Regions from separate parts of the Homo sapiens genome. Here all the other regions are linked to region 3. Evidence: read pairs that join two places in POLR2A ChIA-PET (ENCODE). Cell type or tissue: GM12878. All regions are shown on one strand.

Evidence for each region. Peaks named below come from ENCODE experiments on the same cell type or tissue, not always from the same donor. Only the 100,000 strongest peaks of a DNase experiment are listed, where the experiment ranks them.
Region 1: POLR2A ChIA-PET joins it to region 3 with 10 read pairs; 2 of 35 experiments call an interaction of 5 or more read pairs at or near these places.
Region 2: POLR2A ChIA-PET joins it to region 3 with 11 read pairs; 2 of 35 experiments call an interaction of 5 or more read pairs at or near these places.

Annotation. Positions count from the first base shown.
Region 1 is chr9:107,171,035-107,173,534 of GRCh38, forward strand. It overlaps the pseudogene LOC644661. Among named protein-coding and RNA genes, the nearest start is that of RAD23B, 110 kb to the right of the region's middle. In GM12878, a CTCF peak has its summit at 1,327 (motif pointing left); DNase peaks (open chromatin) are centred at 1,287 and 2,087; H3K4me3 peaks cover 426 bases.
Region 2 is chr9:107,176,421-107,178,920 of GRCh38, forward strand. No RefSeq gene overlaps it. Among named protein-coding and RNA genes, the nearest start is that of RAD23B, 110 kb to the right of the region's middle. In GM12878, no CTCF peak of the experiment used is centred here; a DNase peak (open chromatin) is centred at 1,141.
Region 3 is chr9:107,259,351-107,261,850 of GRCh38, forward strand. No RefSeq gene overlaps it. Among named protein-coding and RNA genes, the nearest start is that of RAD23B, 23 kb to the right of the region's middle. In GM12878, no CTCF peak of the experiment used is centred here; a DNase peak (open chromatin) is centred at 1,281; H3K4me3 peaks cover 707 bases; H3K27ac peaks cover 459 bases.

The DNA.
Region 1 (2,500 bases), 88 kb before region 3:
CAGCATCTGGTCATTCTTAGCTTTCCCCAGCTCCACATTGACTTCTATTCTGTGACACCTCATTTCTGTACTGTCTTTTCCCTTGTTCTTGAATCTGTTAAGTCGGGCAGCTGGCTTCACCTTTCTATTTCAGATGCCTAGTACAGGGCCTAGTACTAGATAGGTTCTCAGTATACATGTGTGAAATGAAAGCATAGCCAAAGGATGAATGGCAAGCCAGGGAGTATGTTAGTGAGAGTTCTCCAGAGAAACAGAAGAAATGGGATATTTTACATATACATATATGCACATAATATACGTATTTTATATATACTATACATATTTATATATATTACACACACACACACACACAAAGGGATTTATTTTAAGGAATTGGCCATGTGATTGTAGAGGCCGAGAAACCTCCAGATCTGCGGGGTGAGTTACCAAACTAGCAATGCGAGAGAGCTGATGGTGAGCTTCTAGGGGGAAGACTGACAGGCTTGGGACCCAGACAGAGCCATTGTGCAGTTTGAAGAAAGTACTTAGGTAGGAAGAAGTCTCTTTTACTTGGAGGAAGGAGAGCCTTTTGTTCTATTCAGGCCTTCAACTGATTGGATGAGGTCCATCCACATTAGGGAGGGCCACATCTGCTTGACTGAGTCTACAGATTTAAATGCTAATCTCATCCAAAAACACACTCTGAATAATGCTTGACAAAAGCACCCTGAATAATGTTTGACCAAATATCTGGGCACACCACGGCCCAGACAAGTTGACACAAAACTGACCATCACAGGGGGTGACAATTTTTCTTGCTGAGTTTGTGTTTAGGTAAAACTTTACTATAATTAGGCAAATAGTTTAAAGTTTTTTTTTCAAAGGACTTAGGGACCCTAAATTTGGGTGGGCTTAGCCCTGATCTCTTTCCCTGAAAGAGACAGGAAGGAGCAAAGAAACAGTGTAAATCTATCAACCCTGGTTCAGCCCGTGGTGTTCCTCATGGGACACTGAATTCCACAGTGGCTGCTGGGGTGATGGGCTGCCATGACCTACTCAGGTATAAAGTGGGAGTGAGAAGATCACCAGGGGCTGGGGACCATGTCCTTAAAATTCTGGACCATGAAACTCTTGGTCCCTGGTCATTTCTAGATATGGTCATTGCTAACCCTCAAATTGTTGTTTTGCATAAAAGCGAATGTGTTTTCATAAACAAGAGGGTTTGCTATTTCAAAAACTCAAAGACTCTGCCCTTCTAGCTCAGAAAGCTACCATCCTAAGTCCACCTCTGATGCTCATGCTCTTTATGCATGAGACCAAAGGACTGTGGCACACTCCTGCCACCTGGTGGCAACATATGAAAAGTCATGCAAAGGCTTAACCCTGAGGTTCTGATTTGGCCAAAACACAAGACAGAAAGAGCATGCTTGGAGACTTGCATTAGTGCAACAAAATTATAAGTTAATAGGACCATAAACCTGGAAAGAAAAGTAGTGATTACTGAGTTCAACTATCTCAGTTTCCAGATGAGGAAACTAAGGTTTAAAAATACTTTGTGACTCACTTAAAGATATTTCAGAGCCATGGCCTCATCTTCTCCCATCAAGTGCAATTTCTCCTTTAATCCACCTCTTTAAAAAATTTCCATACTTAGGGCAACTGAAGGCTTGATTAATTGGCAGAATGGTGAGCAATTAAATACAATTGTAAAATAAACCAAAGGGACTAATTTCTATTACGACTCCTGTTTTGTAATGAGCAAAGGTCTTTGTACATACACTTGCTCAGAAGTGACAGTTCTGCCAGAGATGGTTTGCAATGAACTTGCTCTTTCAGTTTGAACAGAGATAGACGTGCATCAGCAAAACCAAGTAAGTGATCACTCCTCTCTATAGGAATAGGATATCACCTTTTCATTTTCATGGATCAAATATGGACTAAATGTTGCTATGTTTTGCTAGCCGCTGTGCTAAGTGCTGGGAATACAATGAGGAGAAAACCAGAAGAGGTTTTTGCTTTCATGGAGCTCACAGTCTGATAGGGAAGACAGATGAGTTAAAATGCAACTACAGTTATGCATCACATAAGGACATTTGAGTCAGTGAGGGACTACGTATACAACAATGGTCCCATAAGATGATAATGGAGCTGAAAAAATCCTATCTAGTGATGGCATAGCTGTTGTAATGTCATTACACAAACGTTTGTGGTGATGTTGCTGTAAACAAATCTACCGTGCTGCCAGTCATATAAAAATGTACAGTAGCCGGGCGCCCTGGCTCACGCCTATAATCCCAGCACATTGGGAGGCCAAGGTGGGTGGATCCCTTGAGGCCAGAAGTTCGAGACCAGCCTGGCCAACATGGTGAAACCCCATCTCTACTAAAAATACAAAAATTTTCCAGGAGTGGTGGTGTACACCTGTAGTCCCGGCTACTCAGGAGGCTGAGGCACAAGAATCGCTTGAACCCGAGGGGGCAAAAATTGCAGTGAGCCGAGATTGTGCCACTGCACCGCAGCC
Region 2 (2,500 bases), 83 kb before region 3:
CGACAGCAATCAGCTCCCAGACACATCCAGCCGTAATGTGATTACGCCATTTACCAAAATGCAAAGAGAGATACTTGAGGCGTTTCTGATTAGGGCTGACATTATCCCTCTAATGGGACACCGCATTAATCAAAGCTGTTGCTATGACTATGGCGATGGTGGGGAAATAACCCCAGCTTGATTCTGGGCCTACCCAATGCCGCCAAGGAAGAGGTCAGCTTTTGTTAGGGACATAGCAGAAGAATTGCTTCTTCCTGCTTAAGAAGGGCTTTCTATTGAAATCGCACCAGCAGCCAGAAAGACAGGCCTCTGTTTTCTTTCATTACACTGGGATTTTCTGGTGCCATTGCTCAAGATGACTCGATAGCATTGTTCTGGGAGGGACTGGGATGTGCGTGTGTTGGGGGTGGGGATATGGAGGCTGATTTGTGGGGCTGTCAGAGCCTTCTGCTCTCCAGAACTGTATCTTAATTGCTGGGTGGCCCCCTGGGAATCATGTAGGGCATGAGAACCTGGGGGCGGGGGAGAAGGATGATCTGTGGAAAAGCCCAGCTTTTCCCATGGCATAAACACTCTGGGCTTCTGCTGCTTTCTCCATTCCAGAGCCACTAAAGCATTTGGCAGAGACAAGCCTGCACCACACACCCTATGACAAGGCAGATGGAAAAACAGGCGGGAATGAAATGGATCTGAAAAGCCTGTGTGGAAAACCCCCTGGCCTCTACTCCGGGCTGTGGAGAACCCATGAACTACAGGGGAGGGCAGGGGGAGACCAGGTGATGGGGGCTGGGGATGGGGTCATCAGAACCCCATGATGGCTAGATAGAGGTAAACTGTTCCAAACACCCAAGGCAGCCTTCGCTCCGGTGCAGATACTGAAAGGGAAATAGAGGTCAGTGATGTGGCATAGCTCCTCCCCCCAGGACAGGGATAGAGCAGTGGAGAAGAATCAAGGAATCTGGTTCTAGTTCAAGTCCTTTCTGGAATTTTCTCTGAGCTTGGTTTTCCCATCATCAGAGTGGGGTCAATGAAATCTACTCTGCTGTCCTCATAGAGGTGTAAAGGTCGGTCAGACCACTTCCTCTGGGGGAAAGTGATTTGTGAACTCTGGAGCACAGATATTCAAACTTGGCTGCATTTGGGAGTCACCTGAAGAGGTTTTTGAAGTTCTGAAGCCGGGGCCCCAGCATCAGACGTTCTGGTTTCATTGGTCAGAGAGGCGGCAGGGTGTGGGGATTTTTCAAAGCTCCAGGGGATCCTCATGCACAGCCCAGGTTGAGAATCACTGCTCACAAGTGCTGTAGGGAGCCGTGCCCTGCCTTTGAGCCTCATTTCCTATATTTTTTAATGAGAATAAAAATTTTTTAAAGTAAAAGGCTTTCATGGGAATAAAAGGAAAAAAAAATGTATGTGAAAATGCATAAAGTCGTATATCCTGGATTCCTAATTAATGTTCAGTTCCCTCATTAGAGGCCATTGCCTCTGTTTCAGGGGAGTCTCGTCCCCAGGGTGAGACCCTGGACAGCACCTTCCCTCTTAGCTGTGTGACTGTGTTCAACTGACTGAATAACAGCAAGCATTTACAGCACCTGAAGCCTTTCACATGCTTGATCTCACTTAATTATAGCAATAACCTGGGGAGGCGGGCAGAGATCATTGTTACCACCCTGTGAAGCAACATCATAGGTGACTCAGGCAGTCAGTGGTGGAGCTGGGATTTTAGCCCAAATTTGTCTTGTTCCGAAACCGGAGTTCTTTCCATGACCTCCTTGGTTAGAACTGACCTGAGTCAATTTTGTCATTCACTATGTAGATGTAAGAGGTCTTGGGGCCGTAGGTCTCTGCATGTTGTAATGAAAGCAGGTGTCAGATAGAATTCTGCGATACAGACTTTCATTTATTAGCAAAGCAGGTGCAAAAACAGGCATGTGGCTTGCTCTGTGAGCTCAATGACATCCTGAATCATTGTCCTTTTAGGTGCCCCAGTAGATCCTCGCATGAAAGCTTCACTCAGGGCAGAGGTGACATTTTTCAGCACCACGATTCAGCTAACCTTGTCATTGAGTCATGAGAAAAAAATTAGCTGATAATCAGTCTAACAAACACAGAATCCATTGGAGTCATAAACTTATGGCACTGTTCCATTTAATAAACACAGGGAGACAAGTCAGAAGGCTACCAGAACATTCTAGCCCAGAGTTGACAAAGGCCTTTCCCAATGGCTATGGAGAGGTAGGAAAGGGGTAGGATCATTCACTGAGTCAACCAAATATGTTGAGCACTGTACTAGTTTCCTATAACAAAGTACCAAAATGAAGTACCACAAAATCGGTGGCTTACAACAGAAATTTATTTTCTTATTCTGGAGGCTAGAAGTCTGAAATTAAGATGTCAGAAGGGCCATGCTCCCTCTGACACCTCTAGGGAAGGATCCTTTCTTGCCTCTCTCCTGGCTTCCTGGTTTCTGGTGGGTGCAGCAATCCTTCGTGTTCCTTGACTC
Region 3 (2,500 bases):
CCTCATCTGTTTGGAATGATTTTAGTCTATGGTATAGGATATAAATCCAACTGATTTTTTTTTCATTTAATTAATGGTCCCAATATAATGTAACCAAGTAATCTTCCTTTTCTTTATTTGATTGTCACTTTCATCACATAATCTTTTTCAATATTCAATTTGTTCCATTTTGTCCCAGCATCACCTTGTTTGGCATTTTCCAACTTCATATGAAGGTTAAATATTTAATAAGGCATATTGCCTCAAATTATTTCCTTGTAAGTTCCATATGTGATAACTAATATGTTGTTATCACTCCTGTTGAGTTTGAATACTGGTGAAGTGGAATGCTTTTTTATTTTTTATTTTTTGTCTATTTATCTATTTGAGATAGGATCTCGCTCTGTCACCTAGGCTGGAGTGAAATCGGACGATCATAGCTCACTGCAGCCTCGACCTCACCGACTTAAGCGATCTTCCAGTCTCAGCCTTGGAGTGCTTTTTCTTTTCTTTTCTTTTCTTTTTTTTTTGAAGCGGAATCTCACTCTGTTGCCCAGGCTGCAGTGCATTGGCACGATCTTGGCTCACTGCAACCTCCACCTCCTGGATTCAAGCGATTCTCCTGCCTCAGCCTCCTGAGTAGGTGGGACTACACGTGTGTGCCACCACTCCTGACTAATTTTTGTGTTTTTAGTAGAGATAGGGTTTCACCATGTTGGCCAGCCTGGTCTTGAACTCCTGACCTCAATTGATCCACCCGCCTCAGCCTCCCAAAGTGCTGGGATTATAGGCGTGAGCCACCGTACCCAGACGGAGTGCATTTCCAAATGTGTATTTATTGACCACTTGTATTTTTCATTTGTTTGTTGTCTGTCCATATAATTTGGCAAGTTTAGGGCACTCAATTTTTTTTACTGATTTGTAATCACACTCTATTAATTGAACATAGCACATGGTTTATCTTTGTCTTTATTTTAATTTTTCATAGCTGGAATATTTGACCCACCTATAACTGGCCGAATTTCTGCATTAGGAACTTGCTATTATTGGAGCATCCATTCTTTTCCCACTGATTTGAAATGTCACTTTTATCGCCTTGTGTTTATAACTCTAAGATCAGGCTGCTGCCATTCATACACCACAAACCTCTTTACCACGGTTTTCTATAAGGTTGTGAGTGAACTGGAACAGTGGCCTTTAACACATGGTAAATGGCATATAAGTGATAGCTCTTATTATTGCACTGGCTAAAAGATCTCTCCCTTTGTGGTTTTGTTTGTTTCCACTTCCCCCTTTATTTGGTGAGAACAACAAGCTCAGTAAGGCTCAACCTTTGCTCTTTGAATCGGTTCAGTTACTCACCTCCCTAGAGGCAGTTTAGAAACTCCCTCGAGCAGAATAAATGAAGCTCTCCTAATTCTTTGTTTTGATGTTTCTGCCCACACCCACACTCCTGACACTGTCAAATATTCCAGCCTCTGACTTTGGGATCCTAAGAGATGCTGTGGGATTTAACTGCGGAGGTGACACATTCAATGTATAATGGTAACCTGAAGGGGCACTGATCCCACTGAACTCCTTAGCTCCCAGCTTAGGAACTGACTGTGGCAAATTTCAGTTAGCAAGTACATCTAGCACAGTGAAGGCTAGCAATTTCTGAAGTCCTTCAGTTCACTTCCCAGCCCCTAGTTCTGTGAATTGCCTCAGGGCTGGCTCCTAACAGCTGTGCCTGGGCTCTGAGCTTGGAATTTTCTTCTTTGAACTCATACAGAAAAATTTACGTGTTTTCTTTTTTTTCTGTCAATCTATTTCCAGATGCTTTATAGCTTTCAGAACTATAGCTGAGTACAATCTACCAAAAACGTAGTGGTTTAAAACAACAATTTATTATTATCTTATGAGCCTCTGTGTTGACTGAGTTTAGCTGAGCTGTTCTTCTGGTCTCACTTCTGGTCTCTCATGCAGTCATAGATAGCAGCTAGGACGGCAGTCCTCTGGAGGCTGTGCTGCATGGAGACATCCAAGATGACTTCTCTCACATGTCTAGCAACTTGATGCTTCTCCACATGGCCTGTCTCCTCATCCTTAGGGGTATCTCATCCTCCAGGGTTTCTACACATGACCACTTTCTACAGCGTGGTAGCTGGATGCATACATTATGGTCCGCTTTCATGAGTGCAAAAAAGGAAGGTGCCAGGACTTTTAAAGGCTTAAATCCAAAATGCTACAGCATCACTGTCACTGCATTTTATTGATTAAAGTCCACCTGCAATATGGGAGGAGACTACACAGAGGAATAAGTACCAACAAGCGTGGTTCACTGGGATCATTTTTGTATAACTATCACATCACTTTGTTTTGGTTTCCAAAGCTGTTGTGTTTTGGGACGTTTTTTGAAATTACTTCAAAAAGATTTAGAGGAGAAAAAAATGAACTCAGTTTTAATTCACCATCTTAAAGTGGGAATCCAGTATTTGTTTTGAAAATGGCTGTAGAAATTATTTTTTGGTATTTGTGTTAT